Linked DNA regions of Homo sapiens: region 1 is linked to region 2. A link is a loop called in an ENCODE intact Hi-C map of the cell type or tissue named here. Cell type or tissue: pancreas. All regions are shown on one strand. Links, peaks and the distances in the headings refer to the core of each region. The heading gives the core; the rest is flanking DNA.

Region 1 (9,604 bases), core at 960-8,959, 57 kb before region 2:
GGTCAATAAATGCATGAAAAGATGTTCAACATCGTTAGTCATTAGAGAAATGACAATCAAAGCCCCACTAAGATACCACTTCATACCCACTAGGATGACTAGAATCAGAAAGACAGACAAAAGCAAGTGCTGGTGAAGACACAAAGAAATTAGAATCCTCATATGTTGTTGTGGTGGATGTAAATGATGTAACCAGTTTGGAAAATAGTTTGACAGTTCCTCAAAAGATTAAAAATAGCATTACCATGTGAACCAGAAATTCCACTCCTAAGGATACAACCAGGAGAAACGAAATATATGTCCACACATATATTTCACATGTATGTCCACACATATATGTACACGAATGTTCCCAGCAGCATTATTCACAACAGCTAAAAGATGGAAACGACACAAATATCCATCAGGTGACAAATGGATAAACAAACGAGTTGTTAGAAATACCATTTGACCCAGCCATCCCATTACTTGGTATATACTCAAAGGATTATAAATCAAGCTGCTATAAAGACACATGCACACATATGTTTATTGTGGCACTATTCACAATAGCAAAGACTTGGAACCAACCCAAATGTCCATCAATGATAGACTGGATTAAGAAAATGTGGCACATATACACCACGGAATACTATGCAGCCATAAAAAAGGATGAGCTCATGTCCTTTGTAGGGACATGGATGATGCTGGAAACCATCATTCTTAGCAAACTATCGCAAGGACAAAAAAACAAACACCGCATGTTCTCACTTATAGGTGGGAATTGAACAATGAGAACACTTGGACACAGGAAGGGGAAAGTCACACACCGGGGCCTGTCATGGGTGTGGGGGGAGGGATAGCATTAGGAGATATACCTAACGTTAAATGAAGAGTTAATGGGTGCAGCACACCAACATGGCACATGTATACATATGTAACAAACCTGCATGTTGTGCACATGTACCCTAGAACTTAAAGTATAATTTTAAAAAAGTATTTTTAAATAAAAGCCCAATAAAAAAACAAAAAAACAAATGAGTTCTATATAACCACACAATAGAATAATACTCAGCCATAAAAAGGAATCAAGTGCTGATCCATGCTACAAAATGGATGAACCTTGAAAACACTATTCTACGTAAAAGAAGCCAGGTGCGAAGGATCATATATTGTGATGCCTTTTCTAGGGCATATCCAGAATAGGCAGATTCCCAGAAACAGAAAATATATTGCTGGTTGCCAGGGGCTGGGAAAGAGGGGAATGGGAATGACTACTATTGGGGACAGAGATTCTTTCGGGGGGTGACAAAAATGTTCTAGAATTATATGGTGGTGATGGTTGCACATCATTGGAATACACTGAAAACCACTGAATTGTGCCCTTTGAAAGGGTGAATTTTATGATATGTATATTATATCTCAAAAGCAATCATAGGGCATAAATTACCTTGATCAGCTTCCTTTCTGAGAGCAAACATTAACTGGGAGGAGAAAGTAAATTCTTCCGGGCACGGTGGCTCACGCCTGTAATCCCAGCACTTTGGCGAGCGGATCAACTGAGGTCGGGAGTTCGAGACCAGCCTGACCAACATGGAGAAACCTCGTCTCTACTAAAAATGCAAAATTAGCCAGGCGTGGTGGCGCATGCCTGTAATCCCAGCTACTCAGGAGGCTGAGGCAGGAGAATCACTTGAACCCAGGAGGCGGAATTTGCAGTGAGCCGAGATTACACCATTGCACTCCATTATGGGCAACAAGAGCAAAACTCCATCTCAAAAAGAAAGAAAGAAAGAAAGAAAATATAGATGAGTGAAGCCTCTGCATGGTCTGGATTCATGTTTGAGGCATGTCCTACACCACCATCCATGGACTCTTGTCAAATTGCTGCTATTGTCAATGAAAACATCCACATGGCCTATGCTCCATCCCAGTGGGAAAAAGATACTCCCTGGCCTAGCGCTATTCCACCTCTAAACATCTGCGATTCCGCAGGTTCTTAGTTTACTTCTGTAGGGAAGTGCTCACATTTGTTTCTTATTGGAACATTTGGGGGAAAAATGTGTATGAGAAGAGCCAAAAGGAACATCAACTTGGGAACACCCTTTTGGAAATGAGGATGGAGCTGTGGCTTAGACTTCAAGGAAGCTGTTGAAACCTAACACAGGATGAGGCCCCCAAAGAAAGCTGGTGGTTGAACCCCAGGATTCGGCAGTCCAGTCACTGCTTACAAGAGTTGCTATTCCTCAGGGCATCTCCTTGCTTCCATTTCTTTCATTTGTCCTTACGGGGATAGTGGGTGAAATCGAGGAGGAGAAACCAAGGGGTCCCCACTGTGAAGGTAAAGAACAGAATTTTTGGCCAGGTGTGGTGGGGGCAGAAGGCAGGAGGATTGCTTAAGCCCAGGAGTTTGAGAGCAGCCTGGGCAACATGGCAAAACCCCATCTATACAAAAAAATACAAAAATGAGCTGGCCATGGTGGCATGCACCTGTATTCCCAGCTGTTTGGGAGGTTGAGGTGGGAGAACCACCTGAGCCTAGGAGGTCAAGGCTGCAGTGATCTGTGATTATGCCACTGCACTCCAGTGTGGGCGACAGATCAATACTGTCCAAAAACAAATAAACAAACAAAAAAGAGAATTTTTTTTTTTTTTTTTTTTTAGAGAGACATTTTCTTGCTCTGTCGCCCTGGCTGGAGTGCAGTGGCATGATCATAGCTCAGTGTAGCCTGGAACCCCTGGCTTCAAGCAATCCTCCCACCTCAGCCTCCCAAGATGCTGGGATTATAGGTGTGAGCCACCGTGCCTGGCCCCAGAATAAATTTTATACCAGAATGTACAGTGGCAAATGCGAGAATGAACTGACGAGGGAAGGAGGGTGAGATTATAGAACTGCAAAGTAATTGAGTCATCTGGAGATCAGATTCAAGAAGGAAAAGGAGGCTGGGTGTGGTGGCTCATGCCTGTAATCCCAGCACTTTGGGAGGCTGAAGTGGGCAGATCACCTGAGGTCAGGAGTTCGAGACCAGCCTGACCAACATGGCAAAACCCCGTCCCTATTAAAAAATACAAAAATTAGCCAGGCGTGGTGGTGGGTGCCTACCCTAATCTTATTATGCAAGTGAATTCTCCCTTTGTCTGGTGCCATCTTTTCTGCTCCTTAGTGTACACGTGGCTGGCAGAGAAGGGAAAATGGATCTGCCATGCTGAACATGTCTAGCTCCTAGTTCCTGCTCGCATTCACCTGTGCAAGCTCCCAATTTGCTTGTCTATGTCTGCAGACTTTACACACTGCTCTTTGTTAGAAAGTGATTTGGGACTGCTTTTCATTAAAAAGAAAAAGCCTTACTGAGGACTTCCATACCCTCACTATCTGCTTAAGTGATTTCTTCCTAACTCCTATATCAATGTCTCTCGTTTTCCGTAAGATAAAAAGGAAACTCCCTAACAAAAAGGGACTTACATAGTTTAGAAAGGACCACCACCATTTAGAAAGGACATTTGGACCAGGTGTGGTGGCTCACGCCTATAATCTCAGTGCTTTGGGAGGCAGGAGGTGAGAAGATCCCTTGAGCCCAGGAGTTTGAGGCTGCAGTAAGCTATGATGGTGCCACTGCACTCCAGCCTGAGCGACAGAGCAAGACACAGTCTCAAAAAAGCCCGGGCGCAGTGGCTCACGCTTGTAATCTCAGCGCTTTGGGAGGCTGAGGTGGGTGAATCACCTGCGGTCAGGAGTTCAAAACCAGCCTGGCCAACATGGTGAAACTCCGTCTCTACTAAAAGTAGAAAAATTAGCCAGGCATGGTGGCATGATCCTGTAATCCTAGCTACTCGGGAGGCTGAGAGACGAGAATGGCTTGAACCCAGGAGGAGGAGGCTGCAGTGAGCCAAGTTTGTGCCACTGCACTCCAGCCTGGGCGACAGAGTGAGACCCCGCCTCAAAAATAAATAAATAAATAAATAAATAAATAGACATTTGATCACCTGTAAAATATTCCAAGGCAAAAATTTTGCGAGGAGAATTGAGATGACAAAAATCTCTCCACTGTAATCCTCAAAGACACAACTTTTGAAATTTAGAAAAAGTGTGTTACTAACAGCGAGAATTCATGACACGCCCTAAAAAATATATGGGGATAAAAAATGGGAGCCTCTGATTTAGTCTTGCGGTTGCACCACACCAAGCCGGACAAGAAACAAACACTTCTCCATCTTCAGTGAGACAGGAAGCTGGTATGAAAGACGCCGTTTTAGTATGGCTAAAAAGACACGGCAATGCCAGCCAAGTAAAATACTTAGCGGAACTCGGGTGTGGACAGGAGAATGTAGGCTTGCACACGGGAGGTGGTGGAGTGAGCCTTCCACCTTGGGGAGCAGAGCCACGTTCCCGGGTTACTGAGCTGAGCTGGGCGGTTACTCAGCCTACAAACACAGGTTTCCCAGCACTTGAACTTGAGACTCCTGAAACCGACAAGGTGGTTCAGAATTCCTTGGAGGAGCTGGGGAGATGGTATCATCTCTGTCACTTGTGGGACTAAAGACCATTTCATTTTGCCCAGCAATAGCCTAGAATCTGGCACCTGTAGGACTAAAGACCGGGAATAGCCTGGAAGAAGTGGGTGGGGAGCGCCAGGCAGGGCAGACCAGATCGCAAAGGAAAAAACCCTGGCGTGCAAGCACCGATAGGAGAGGAAATGTTTGCTCAGCTGTAAAGGAGGGAGAGAAAAGGGAGAAAGCACAGGCGGCGTGGCAGGTAAGTGTGATCACGCGTGAGACAGAACCACTGTGAAAAATTCTCCGATTCTCCCACGGCAAAAGCCTCAGCCAAGCCAACGGCAGATAAAGGAATCCGAGGCTGATCGCCAACGACCGGAGGTTAAAGACACAGGAAGAGTTCAGAAGTTCAGGAAAATAAAAGCAGATTACCATTCAAGGGTTCTGTGAAGCAGAGAAAAGGTGAAATGACAGGAGGACCTGAGAGTGGCCGGGGTGGGGGCGGGGAGGAAAGCGATCATTCCAGGTAAATTCCACCCGGAGGTGCGGCTGGAGAGGCAGGGAGCCAAGGCGCGCAGGTAGCGGGGTGCGCCCTCTTCACTCGGAGCACCCTGTCGAGCAGAGCAGCTCTAAGCAAGGCCAGGCTGGAGGGAAAAGTGCAGGACTGTGCTTCTGGGCGGCCTTCATTTTTATACCATGGGGAAAAAAAATGCCCAGCTGATTTTAATTTTCTTCTTCTTCTTCCTTCTTTTTTTTTTTTTTTTTTTTTTTTGTTTTTTGAGACGGGGTCTCTGTCTCCCAGGCTGGAGTGCAATGGCGCGATCTCGGCTCACTGCAACCTCCGCCTCCCGGGTTCAAGCGATTCTCCTGCCTCAGCCTCCCGAGTAGCTGGGATTACAGGCGCCCGCCACCACCCCCGGCTAATCTTTCATATTTTTAGTAGAGACGGGGTTTCACCAAGTTGGCCAGGCTGGTCTCAAACTCCTGAGCTCAGGCAATCCGCCCGCCTTGGCCTCCCAAAGTGCTGGGATTACAGGCGTGCGCCACCGCGCCCAGCGGAGTATGGTAGACATTTGCGTTTGTTAGCTCAGTAGCCTCAGAAACCCTGAGAGGTAGAGCTCAACACAGAAGCAGCTCAGAGCAGCTCGCAGCCTTTCCAAGTCTGGTGGCTGGGGGAAGACCCAGCTGGGATTCGGCTGACTTCTGAGCCTTTTACCTCTTTACGGCTCTGACACCCTAGAGCACCAACACAGCTGCCTCTGAGTGTATTTTGAGACATTATATTTGTAAACTGCATGTAACTTTCTGAATGAAGTTTTAGAAGCAGATGGCACACCCTCACCAGCTCATTTCTTGCCAGTATTCTCAATTGTCGGCACCAGAGAGTCAGTCAGATACTGCTTTGGAGACAGAAAATATTGCCGGGCAAGGTAAAATCTTTAGCCTTTGACTCTTCAGTAAACACAAACTAATGAGAAACCTAGGTCTTATTTTGCCAATAAGCAGAGACTGGAACACTCAATAATAGTGAGAGAAAGAACAGATCATGCAAATGAGGAGAACTGATGATGTTGCCAAGTGAAGCTAGGTGAAGAGGATTAACAGAAGCGATTCTTCCTCTTCCTGTCTCTCTCTTTTTTCGTGAACTATATGAGGATGCCAGGAGGGTTAAGACAAAGACCATGCTTTTTTTTTTTTTTTTTTTTTAGACAGAGTTTCACTCTTGTTCCAAGGCTGGAGTGCAATGGCGCGAGCTCGGCTCACTGCAACCTCCACCTCCCAGGTTCAAGCGATTCTCCTGTCTCAGCCTCCTGAGTAGCTGGGATCACAGGCATGTGCCACCACGCCCGGCTAATTGTTTTGTATTTTTAGTAGAGACGAGGTTTCTCTATGTTGGTCAGGCTGGTCTCAAACTCCTGACCTCGTGATCTGCCTGCCACAGCTTCCCAAAGTGCTGGGATTACAGGAGTGAGCCACGGTGTCTGGCCAAATTTTCTTTTAAGTAGCTTAAAGTCACAGGGGAAAACAAAACTATTCACATAGACTTTTTCTTTGTTTGAATTGGCAAATGCCACCAAGAGTCCAGAAGCTACAAGGAAGCGGTGACAATGGTAGCCTGTGTGGCTACCCTTTGTACCTTTTGAATTCTCTACAAAGTTTTTAAATTTGTTTAAAAAAGAGAATTCATGTTCCAGACTTAAGGTTGCTTTAAGGAACAGACAGGGAAGGACATAAACACATCATCCTTCTGTTGATCCAGACTGGAGATGCTTTGAAATGGACAACGTCTAAAAGAGGGAGCTATGCTTTCCAAGCTTGGGTCCAAAGATGGAGGCTGTGCTGCTGAAGCTGTAAAGAGAGAGGGACAGGAAGTGAATGGATTTGTTACAATCCTGTTTTTTTCTTTTCTTTTCTTTTCTTTCTTTTTCTTGAGACAGGGTCTCTCTCTGTCACCCAGGCTGGAGTGCAGTGGCACCATCATGACTCACTGCAACCTTGACCTCCCGGGCTCAAGTATTCCCCCCACCTCAGTCTCCCAAGTAGCTGGGACTACAGGCGCATGCCACTGTGCCCCGCTAATTTTTACATTTTTTGTAGACACGGGGTTCTCACCATGTTGCCCAGGCTGGTTTCAAACTCCTGAACTCAAGCGATCCTTCTACCTTGGCTGGACAAGTCATGCCTGTAATCCCAGCACTTTGGGAGGTGGGATTTGCTTGGCCTAATCTTGGCAATTCTTAAAAGAAAATCTTTATAAACAGAAATTACAGGAGCGGTGGTTCACGCCTGTAGTCCCAGCACTTTGGGATGCTGAGACGGGTGGATCACCTGAGGTCAGGAGTTTGAGACCAGCCTGGCCAACATGGTGAAATCTTGTCTCTACTAAAAATACAAAGAATTAGCTGGGTGTGATGGCGGGCACCTGTAATCCCAGCTACTGTGGAGGCTGAGGCAGGAGAATCGCTTGAACTTGGGAGGTGGAGGTTGCAGTGAGCCGAGATCGCACCATTGCGCTCCACACTCCAGCCTGGGCAAAAAGGGTGAAACTTCGTCTAAAAAAAAAAAGATTTCTCTAAATTGTAACATCTTTATCAGTGGAATAGGGGCAGGAACCCACATGACAGGGCTGTTTGAAGGTTGAGATCATGTGGGTAAGGCTTCTTGGACAGCAGTGGGTGAAGCAGTAGCTTCCAGCATCATCCTAAAGCTGTCTCCGCAGGCAGGACGGCCAGGGTTCTGCCCATCTCACAGGTGGGCAGGATCTGCTGGTGCTCCCAGTGGTTCTGGAAAAGAGATGTGAAAAGTGCAGGCAACCCACCAATCAGTGAATAATTCCTGATTGCTTTCTGGCTGAGGTTATTGTTCTCTGCAGCCTTCTGTGGGAAATGAGTAGGATCTAAGTAATGGGAATTGGGGAACCTAAAACCGAAGTAAGTGATGGTCAGTAGAATCAGGACAGTTGGACAGCAAAGGGAGGAAAAAGGGAAGATCTTTGAGAGAAAAGCAGACAAGTTAAAGGGCATGATAGAGGTGCTTACGGATTCAGGGAGGGGAGAGGAAAAGGAAATTTATATGTCCAAGACAGAGAGTAAAAGTACATTCTAGGACTAGGTGGGGAATGACAAAAGCAGAAGAAATACAAAACTATCAAATGCCTGTGATAGTGTTTAGAAGCAATCAGAACAAGATCTGTGTGAATAAGAGGTCAGAAATGAGAAAATTGGGCCGGGCGCGGTGACTCACGCCTGTAATCCCAGCACTTTGGGAGGCTGAGGTGGGCGGATCATTTGAGGTCAGGAGTTTCAGACCAGCTGGCCAATATGGCAAAACCCTATTTTCACCAAAAATACAAAAATTAGCCAGGCATGGTGTTGGTGTGCCTGTAATCCCAGCTACTTGGGAGGCTGAGAGGGGAGAATCGCTTGAAAGCAGGAGGTGGAGGTTGCCGTGAGCCGAGATCACGCCATTGCACTCCAGCCTGGGCAACAGAGCAGGACTCCATCTCAAAAAAAAAAAAAAAAAAAAGAAAATCATATGAGCATATTTTTTAAAATGCATACAATAATATAAATACAAAAAATACTTGTAAGACATTTAGGGAGAATCAAGGCACCGTCTTGGTCAGGAATCCATAAGTGCTCCCTTTGTCCTGGTATTCAAGGCCTTCCATGATTTTGACCCAAATGCACCTAACCAGTCTCGGCCCTCACTACAATAAATAAAGTCATTTAGTAAAGCTTTCTTTGCCAGGCGTGGTGGCTCACACCTGTAATCCCAGCACTTTGGGAGGTTGAGGCAGGAGGATCATTGGAGGCCAGGAGTTAGAGACCAGCCTGGGCATCATAGTGAGACCCTGTCTCTACAAAAAAAAAAAAAAAAAAAAGTTAAAAATCAGCTGGGTGCTGTGGCGCACACCTGTAGTCCAAGCTACTCAGGAGGCTGAGACAGGAGGACTGCTTGAGCCTAGGAATTTGAGGTTATAGTGAGTTATGATTATACCACTGCACTCCAACGTGGGTGACAGAGCAAGACCCTGCCTTTAAAAAACAAAGCAAAATAAAACAAAAACCTTTCTTGACCACCTGTCTTGGGCTAGGAACTAAAAGAATGAAGCCTTGACTCTGCTCTTTTTACCTAATGGGAATGCCCTCTACTCCAGGTAGACCATCTCTCTTCAGAAAGCCAAGTTTCTTTCCCTGACACCGTTGCTCATACCCGTAAGAGCTGAAAAAATAACTCTCAGGGATGCACCTGGGATAAAGGCATTTCAGAAATTGCTTCCCCAGCAAAGGACCTGACGTTAATCCTGTTGCCTTAGATTGTTTCCTGAGCTTCCCTTGCCCTGTCTACGTCCCACTTTCCCTCTCTGGCCCTTCAACGAATTCATTCAGCAGCGGCCCCCTCAAGGAGCTTGCAACCTAGAAGTGATAAAACAAGTACTAATAAGTGACTCTGATAGTGACCAGCATGTGGCAAAAGTGCTATTGCAGGAAGGGAGATGGTGGAAGAGGAGGGAAAGAATGCACTAGAATGACTATGGAGGAGGCACCGTTGGAGATGGAAGGGCATGAGTAGGACTATAGAGATTGGATGGTTGATTGAGTTGATTGAGAGCTGGTTGAGTGAGTAT
Region 2 (9,604 bases), core at 868-8,867:
ATTTTTTTTTTAAAGAAACGGGGTCTTGGCCGGGCGCAGTGGCTCATGCCTGTAATCCCAGCACTGTGGGAGGCCAAGGCAGGCGGATCACCTGAGGTCAACAGTTCGAGACCAGCCTGGCCAACATGGTGAAACCCTGTTTCTACTAAAAATACAAAAACTAGCCAGGTGTGGTGGCGCATGCCTGTAATCCCAGTTACTTGGGAGGCTGAGGCAGAAGAATTGCTTGAACCTGGGAGGCAGAGGTTGCAGTGAGCTGAGATCATGCCACTGCACTCCAGGTTGGGTGACAGAGCGAGACTCTGTCTTAAAAAAAAAAAAAAAAGAAATGGTTATCTCGCTATGCTGTTCAGGCTGGTCTTGAACTCCTGGCCTCAAGCAGTCCTCCTACTTTGGCCTCTCAAGGCACTGGGATTAGAGGATTGAGCCACTGCACTCAACCACTCTCTCACATTTTTTAAAGCATTTTTTTGGAGGGGCTTTTCTCCTGCTGATATGGTTTGGCTCTGTGTCCCCACTCAAATCTCATTTTGAATTGTAATTCCCACGTGTCAAGGGAGGGACCTGATGGGAGGTGGTTGGATCATGGGGTGGTTTCCTCAAACTGTTCTCGTGATAGTGAGAGAGTTCTCACGAGATCTGATGGTTTTCTGTTTGGCAGCTCCTCCTTCGTTTTCTGTTTCCTGCCCCCTTGTGAAGAAGGTGCTTGCTTCTCCTTCACCTTTTGCCATGACTGTACGTTTCCTGAGGCCTCCCCAGCCACGTGGAACTGTGAGTAAATGAAACCGCTTTCCTTTATAAATTACCCAGTCTCGGGTATTTCTTTATAGCAGTGTGAAAATGGATGAACACACCTGCATTCAGTCTTTCCAATGGCTTCGACTAATTTCGCCAGCTTCCGCCACCTCCTCATCCCTACCCCTGAAGTCACTGGATGCTTTCCAATCAAAAGTTGTCTCTTGGTCTTTGAGAGTGTTCACTTTTTTTTTTCTTTTCTTTTTTTGAGACGGAGTCTCACTCTGTCGCCCAGGCTGGAGTGCAGTGGCGCCATCTCAGCTCACCGCAACCTCTGCTGCTCAGGTTCAAGCAATTGTCCTGCCTCAGCCTCCTGAGTAGCTGGGATTACAGGCACCTGCCACTGTGCCTGGCTAATTTTTTTTAGTTTTAGTAGAGACGGGGTATCACCATCTTGGCCAGGCTGTTCTTGAACTCCTGATCTTGTGATCCTCCCTCCGCCTCAGTCCCCCAAAGTGCTGGGATTACAGGTGTGAGCCACCATGCCCGGCCAGAGAGTGTTTACTTTCTAAAGCTGTATGCTATCATAACGACAGGGTCATGGTGCACGCAGGCTCCTGGCTAGAAATCAGTGTCCAGCCAGTGTCCGGGAGTCAGTCGAACATTTAAAATAAGTCCACTGTGCCATGACTAGTGAACCGATCCCACTGGGGCAAGGCACGGGAGGAACGGGCTGTGGTTAAGGTTGCCAGGCAACATTAATGGGGGCAGGTAGGAAGGACAAACGCACTGGAACATCGCATGGTATGATGATAAAAACAAACACGGAATCTGAACAAGAGTCAAAGCTGCCTGTGGCTATCGGTCCATGTTCTAGGAAGCATCAGGGAGAGGCAGGAGGGGGAGAAAGTGGTATAGCTCACACTAGTGAAATATTTCCCAGAAGGACAGAGCACCGTTACCGTGTGCATCACCGGAGGGGGACGGGGTTAGCCTGGGTTTTGTTAATTGAGTCACTTCTGATGTTCTCTGTCTAGTGGTTAGAAATACATCATTTTTGGAGGGTACTTAATTTGATAATACACAGAGTAAGTGTCCTCTATTTTAATGTATTCTCTTTCTCCCTCCATTGCTAGAGTATAGCAGAAAATAGTTTTTCTAACTGAACCTGCAACTGGGCCACCACTTCAGTGAAACAACTTAGGATGCTTAATTTCCTGTGTAAAGTCATTTTTCACTCCAGTTCACGGGGAGGGCGCTCCATGTTTTGAATGTCTTGGCACCGTGTTGGAGGATACACACAAATGCAAGGCTAGACGGCTGGTTTCCGACTACTCCTCCTTTGATTGCGCTTGTATCAGCTTCGCTTTTGGAAAGCATTTGAAAGAAATCATAAAGTAGCTTAGTTTCAAAGTTTAGGTTTAAAATGCCTTTCCATGTTTCAGTGAACAGTCCAAAATGGCCAAAAATAAAACAATTAAAAAGGCCTTTAACTATCAGGTCTATTTGGAATATCAGTGTGTGTAAAGCATGTGGGGCACTACCCACTCCAAGCTCCATTTCTAGAACGTTCTTTTTTTTTTTTTTTTTTTTTTTGAGACGGAGTCTCGCTCTGTTGTCCAGGCTGGAGTGCAGTGGTGTGATTTTGGCTCGCTGCAACCTCCGCCTCCCGGGTTCAAGCGATTCTCCTGCCTCGGCTTCTTGAGTAGCTGGGATTACAGGCACCCACCACCAGGATGGCTAATTTTGTATTTTTAGTAGAGACGGGGTTTCACCATGTTGGTCAGGCTAGTCTCGAACTCCTGACCTCGTGATCCGCCCACCTCAGCCTCCCAAATTACAGGTGTGAGCCGCAGCGCCCGGCCAGAACATTCTTTTTTTTTAAAACTGTGATTCATTTAAACATTCTTTTTAATTTCACCAATAACAAAATAGAAATAAATATTTATATACACACATATCTGTATATATTACTTTCGGGGGGATAATCAATTTCACGCATTTGAGGTTACAAAACATAATAGGAGTTGATCTGTGTAAATTCAAGTTGCTTTGAATCGCTAGCGTTTATTAAATTCTCATGGAGTACAACCTGCATCTCTTTGGTCGATCTATTGACACAATTTCTCCAATTATAGAAGAGCACTGAGGGGGCGGTATTAGGGGAAAAGGCAAGTCCACGTGATCTAAGACAATGGGATACAGCGGAAAGGAGAGCGCTGTAAAAGGCTCCTGATCCATCCATCCCATGATAAGGCCACTGTCCAACCAGCCTGACCCTCCTCTCAATCTTGGGTTCTGTGATAAAGGCTCTGGGTTTGGGCTGATGGGAGAAGGGGAGTCACTTCTGGTAACTGGCAGCACTGGGAGGCCAGGACTCACTGTCGTCAGAATGACTCGGTTGCATATTCATGGAAACCTCAGGTCCAACTTTAATCAGTCCACTCTTGCTGGGCAAAGGGGAGAGAGGGCATCCTGAACATGTTTTCACCAGGGCCTGAAATCTTAACAGCCTGACATCACAAGGCTCAGATTCCAGTGGAAAGATGGGTGATACACACACACATAAATAAGCAAGATAATTTCAGAGAGAGAGGCAAGAGATGTGAAGGGTAAGAGACTTGGCTGAGCCTGGCGTGGGAAAGTTGCGAATCCCTCTCTGATGATGAAGTGTAGCTGAGACCTGAGTTATGAGGAATGAATGGTGCTTGAAGTCTTGGCTGGTTTGGGACAAAGCTCCTGTTTCAGCTCTGTCTCTGGTAAGGTTGTTCAGGAGCACGAGATGCTGCTCCTCCCAGGGTTCTGCCATCTGTCCCTTTTCTTGTGACATTGTCTGAGGTGAGCTCTGCAAGACTAGGGTCACCGCTGCACTCCCACCCGGCAGAACAGTGCAGGGCCCACCACAAGCACCTGTGGAATGAATGAATGAGTGAATGAATGAATGAATGGAGTAACTCACCTGTCTCCTCCAAATCGTCACACCCTGTGTCCTTATCTTAGTGAGTGCAAGTGACACCCCTCCTGGTTCGTCAGCCAGAAACTTGGTGTCAGCTTTGACACATTCTCCCTCCTCCAGCCTGAGCTGATTCTTTCTCAGGCGTGGCTTTGTGGGTTTTGAGCCCCTTCCAACAGCCTCTTCTTGGGATCCCTTGTCTTCAGCCCGCCCCCTCCTGCGAATGCTCCCTGCTTCAGCCAGGCGGATCGACCTAAGATAGGACTCCGATCAACACCTTTCCCTTCAGATGCTCCGCGGCTGCCCGCGCCGTCCCAGCCCCTCGGCATGGCGCAAGGCTAGCACAGTTTAGTGCCAGGACTTGGCCCCGCCTCCCCTCTCGCCCGTCTTTTCTCTTTTATCCCGAAACCAGTCGCCCTAAACACCCACAGTGTCTGCCCAGTTGGTGTTCAGTAAAATGGTGCAGCTGAACTCGGGTGCTGCTGGGAAATGAGCCAGCTGTGTCCCCAGATCCTTGGGGAGGGGGGTTTGGCGGCTGGAGGATAGGAGAGGTGACGACTGAGGCAGGTGTGCAAGCGTCTTCCAGGGGAGCCTCCTGTGGCGAAATGGGGTCCCCTGGCCATTGGGTTAGAGAGGTCTTCGAGCTGTTCTGCCAGGATACCTCAAAGCACCCATCCCTGCCAGCCCTGTGGGATCAAGGGCATCCCAGAGGCCTTGGGCCAAAAGATATGACGTGGGTCCCTGACACAAGGGACCCCAGGAAGCTGGGGGCATCAGGGCAGAGGCGAGGACTGGAGCCTGACTCCAGCTTCAGAGCAGCGCGGACACCTGCAAGACTCACGGGCTGGAGCCCACATCTGTTTTTGCAACAGCTCGCCCTGTGGCTCCCTGCCCAGGTGCGGGTGCCTTCCCAGGCAGCAGCTCCTGCCCCTACCCGCCCGCCTCTCCTCACAGCTGTCCCAGGCCCCTGTAAAACCAGGGGCCCAGAGTCAGACCCTGAATTGAACCTCCGAAGAAGCTGGATTCCAGCCCGCTGGTGCGGCCCGCTCAGAGCAGGGGACAGAGCACGCCCGCGGGAGGCGGCGGGGGGCAGGTGCCCGGCGAGGAGTGGCGCCCTCCTGTGTTCAAAGAGGGGAAGCGAGCGATTCTGCGGCTGCAGCCGCTCAGCATCGGAGAAGATTGATTTGTCCGTCTGATGTGTTGTTTCCATAGAAGCAGGGCTTAACCTTTTAAGTGAAGATTATAAAGCTACCTAATTCATTTAAAATTAGGCTTCAAGCATCTCTGTACTTAACGCTCAAGTGTTTCTGTGGGACTTGCTGTAGCCATTGATCTAACAGCCAGACACAGCCTTTCCAGCGTCTGAAGCCTTTCACTCTGGCAGCAATCTAGGTGGTCTCTTTATTTTTAAAAATTAACTTCATCAGGAGATATAACTTCTGTGGGAGATCATCAGAGTATTAATGATACCTTTTAATTAATGAACAGCACTGACTTCTCTTCATAAACACAGGAAGACCGGCACACAGGCAAGATCCGCACGCACGTTCAATTAAAGTAATTTATTGTATTCTTCCAGATCAGACATAAAGAGCATCTTGGGAATTGATACCACAACACAATGTTATACACCATTTTCACAACCAGGCTTGCATTGAATTCTTTTTTAAAGAACATAGTAATTTTAAAAAATCTAAATATTTACATATTAATAAAACATATATACAGAAGATTGAGACATTATCCATAGATATGGATTTTTTTTTTGCTAAGAAAGCCTATAAAAAGGTTTCTGAATAAAGACTGAACAGTAGTCACAGTAAGTAAACACAATTTTAATTTACAAAATATGATTTTGCTGTTGCAGTTTTGATACGTATTTCCAGTGTGTAGATCCGTTCATCGCACACATCTTTGGGTTGAACAAGCTCCACCCGTCCTCAAGTGCTGAACACCCCAAGCTGTGGCCCCGCCTTGGAAGGCAGTGCTTCTGAAGGTTCCCAGCAGATCTCTTAACAGACCACAGTTGGAAGTTAGCGTTTCTGCCTTGACCAGCAACATACTCATCCTATTTTAACACGGCGAAAGGTCACCAATTAATCTTCTCCCTTCCCTTGGGTAGTAGCTCCTTGTGGGAGGCAGAGGACGGATTTTAAAACCCATGGTGCAAAAAACACAAGAGCTGTGGTTTGCAGTCCTTCATCAGACCACTTGAGAAAACAAAGGGACTGTTGTCAGGAACGGGATTACTTACTGGCCAGAAATGGAAAAAGGCTAACAAAAAGGTATGATGGAAATAATTTCTCCAAACCTTCCTTGTAGCCCCCCAAAAGAAGAAAAAGAAGCCACACATATATGAGATGTAACTTGTCTAGTAGTTAGATTGATTCTACAAGCCACGCCTAAAGCCAGCTTTTTGTTACAGTACAGGGATGCCTTCTCTCATCTTTGATGACTGGCTGGTCTTTGGTGGAACAGGGATTTATCCCAGAGGGCCTCTCCTATCTCTAGGTTTAGCGTTTCAGTGTGATGTGACATGAATACCTTGGACAGGGTAGTCAGGAAATTCGGGTTCTAGGCAGGGCCCCAGCCACGGAGGGGTTAACGGGCTCTGGGCAACCGCTTACCCTCATTCATCCTCAGTTTCCCGGGTGGGACTGAGTAGCCTCTACAATAACTTTTAGCTCTTAACATTCTGTGCTTTGCCAAATCCAGGGCTAGGGGAAGGCACTGGAACTGCTAGTGGACAGGTGTGAACCCCGGGTTTGGTGATGTGTAGTCCAAATTGTTCTCATGCCAATTTTTGGCCTTTGGGTCAAGTGGCGAAGATTCAATGCAATTTGCTTTATACAATAAATGAAGTGTAAATGCAGTGTTTCTAAATAACACAGTGTTTTAAATTCACCATCTTATTAGAGAAAGAAATCTGGAGGTAAATATTTCTATAAAACAAATACCTTCATGGCAAGATATCTTTTTAAAATAAATCCAGATTTTCATAAATTAGTTTTATATAAAGTGGAGGGCAAGTATACTAGGAACCAAATAAATGACATAATATTAAGTACATTTTTAGCTAGTTACCACATGGTGCCAAAACCCTGTAGCACTCCGTTAAGACCATCTGTTAAAATGGCTGTCAGGTATCATGTAGATAATTTACTGGTTTTCTCACCTTTTAATTAGTTATTTTGTCATTGTGTTGACGCAACTTAGGTGAAAGGTTTTTCTTTCCTAAGAACTCATAGGTCATTTGCACTTACTCAGTTACAAATGGCTATTTGGGGGGCACTGACGTCATGAATGATTTCATCTTACAGGTCAGAGCTATCCTATCTCCCAAAACAACTTTTTCATCTTCTAAGATGATGAAGGTCTAATTAATCTTGGCCTTCACAACTGCTCTCTCAGCACTGGAAAGAGCCATTCTCCTTTATACTGCATCTAAGCAATTTACATTAAAATAAATACGTTTCAAAGCTCTATATTCATACTGAGGTTTTGAATGAAAACAGGGAAGAGAGAACCACTTCTTTATAATGGACAATGAACTCACTGAATCATATGCTGGACTTTTAAAGGGTAACAAATCAACCCTAAAAATGATTTAAAAAATCTTATACCAGATTGGAGGCTTGGTTATCACACATTACAAAGAAAGTATATGAAACTATTCAAACATGACAGGTAAGCTTGACAGAACACCCACACTTTGCAGGAACCTGAAATGCTACGTGGATCTTTGTGGAAATTCAAACGGAAGTTACATATGCCACTCAACAATGTCACTAAAATCAAAGTCTAGGCAATGAAACCTGGTTCTGTGTCCTCCGTGTTTTCTCTCCTGGTGTCAAATATATTACCTACAACAGAGACAAGAAAATGAAGGCGGAGAGCCGCTTCTCTAAGGAAGAGTTGTACATGGTTCTGTGACATGGCTGGAGGTGGGCGTTCTGGACAAGTAAACAATTTACTGGGGAGGTGTCTGTGTTTCACACTTAAGTCGCTAAGTTTTTAGCCAAGGCTTTAGTTGTCCTCCATGAGCAATTGTAGAAATTGGAAATTTGTAATGATTTTTTATGAGAAAGGCCACGAATGTGTGTTACTATTAGAGTATATCCACATATTGTCCAGTCATGGAAAATGGCCTAAAAGATAATTTACCTGCAAAACAGAATATTATGCAGCTATTAAAATAATGCATATGAAGATTTGCCATAGAGTGGAAAAATGCTTGTTAGGTAAAAATCAAAAAAACATGTAGGAAACAAAATTTTACATATTTGATCTCCACTGTATAAATAAATAAAATGGAGAAACATTTGAGAAAAATCATCCAATAATGGTTGTCTGTGGGTGGTAAAAGCAATTGAAATGTTCTTCCTTACACTTTTATTAATTTTTTAAAAGTATGTAAAATGCCAATTTATGACAATTGCTAAGTCTAGATGAACATCCCCATTTCAAATTTGGAAGCCCCATTTTAAATTTTAGAAAGCACTGTTTTGATTTCACTTTCTCTATACTTTTTTTTTTAATGCAAATTGTCCCCAGCTCCTGGGTGGCTTTTCTTGAGCCCCAGACCCTCTCCACACATCTGTGCTATAGCATTTATGTAATTCCTTCTGCCTCTCACACTAGTCTGAGGGCATTTGTACACCAGCACCCAACACGGGGCTGATTCTTGGTAGTTGCTCAAAAAGGCTTAGTGAATAGGGTTAAGGGAAACTAAAATAGATGCACTACAGAAGGTGAATCCATTTCTGCTAAAGCCTGATGAACAGAAGGTTGCTTAAATGTAATGCATCCAAACAAATGTCATTTGACCTGCCTGTAACCCTACCCTAGTCACTTCTGGTTCATAGAAACACTTAAGCATTTACATCCCTTTCCCTGCCCTTCCCCCAAATACACAACTTTGGAAGGAGGAAAAAAGACCTTAAAAAAGTAATAAAAGCATTGTTGAATCTTTAAAAAGAACTAACTGTTGCTAGCTCAGATAAATGGGATAATGAGAGTCTGTATCAGAGCCCTTGGTCGATCCTGTGGTTCTGACCAGTGAGGCTCAAGCTCAAGGATGAAACCACATGTGCGAGAAAGGTGGAGTCCTTAAAGGGCACATGTGAGGAGGGGTGTTAGGAGCAGCACTGCATTCAAAGAAGCCAACCAGAATGGGGATTTTACTTTGGAGGCAATCAAGAGACATGCTATCCAGGTGAATATCAAGATTACTTAATATTATTACTGCAAAATTTGAGCATCAATCTGAGACTTCTTTTCCTTCTTTTTTTTGAGACGGAGTCTCGCTCTGTCACCCAAGCTGGAGTGTAGTGGCGCGATCTCGGCTCACTGCAAGCTCCGCCTCCCAGGTTCACGCCATTCTCCTGCCTCAGCCTCCTGAGTAGCTGGGACTACAGGCGCCCGCCACCATGCCTGGCTAATTTTTTATATATTTTTTAGTAGAGACGGGGGTTTCACCGTGTTAGCCAGGATGGTCTCGATCTCCTGACCTTGTGATCCGCCCGCCTCGGCCTCCCAAAGTGCTGGGATTACAGGTGTGAGCCACCGCGCCCGGCCTCTTTTCCTCTTTTCTAAATGATAAACGTTTTTATTTATCATGCTGCTTAGTGATTTGTATCAAATATCTATCAATAGTTTAATGAAAAGATCTGCAAGTGTGTTATACTATTTTCTTCATTATGACCTCACAGCCTTGGGTAAAGTTTGAGAAAAGACTGGAAGAAACGAGTTTCAGCTGCAGTGAACCGGGCCGACTGACGACGAACATTTTAATTGTGAAGACTGAGACAGTGAAGAGGACTCCTAAAGGGATTAGCACATCCATCATCTCTTAGGATCTTTAAGAAACATGCAGAGAAAAGCTGGCTTTGGCTTAGGTATGAGAAAGCTATATGG

What was found. A loop is a pair of places that touch in the nucleus more often than their neighbours do. Peaks named below come from ENCODE experiments on the same cell type or tissue, not always from the same donor. Only the 100,000 strongest peaks of a DNase experiment are listed, where the experiment ranks them.
Region 1: it touches region 2 in a loop (1.9-fold over the local background); 85 of 110 quality-filtered maps call a loop at or near these places.

The regions. Positions count from the first base shown.
Region 1 is chr10:13,378,626-13,388,229 of GRCh38, forward strand. It overlaps LOC105376419 (a long non-coding RNA gene), which reads left to right and starts at 4,386. Exons shown (of 3, transcript XR_930671.3): 1 at 4,386-4,732. In pancreas, for the core only: no CTCF peak of the experiment used is centred there; a DNase peak (open chromatin) is centred at 5,056; H3K4me3 peaks cover 989 bases; H3K27ac peaks cover 1,115 bases.
Region 2 is chr10:13,435,853-13,445,456 of GRCh38, forward strand. BEND7 (BEN domain containing 7) reads right to left here. Exons shown (of 9, transcript NM_001369863.1): 9 at 5,236-5,898. The coding sequence ends at 5,891. Among named protein-coding and RNA genes, the nearest start is that of BEND7-DT, 88 kb to the right of the region's middle. RefSeq lists an enhancer at 3,731-4,458 and a silencer at 4,796-4,895. In pancreas, for the core only: a CTCF peak has its summit at 4,806 (motif pointing left); DNase peaks (open chromatin) are centred at 3,999 and 4,779; H3K4me3 peaks cover 387 bases.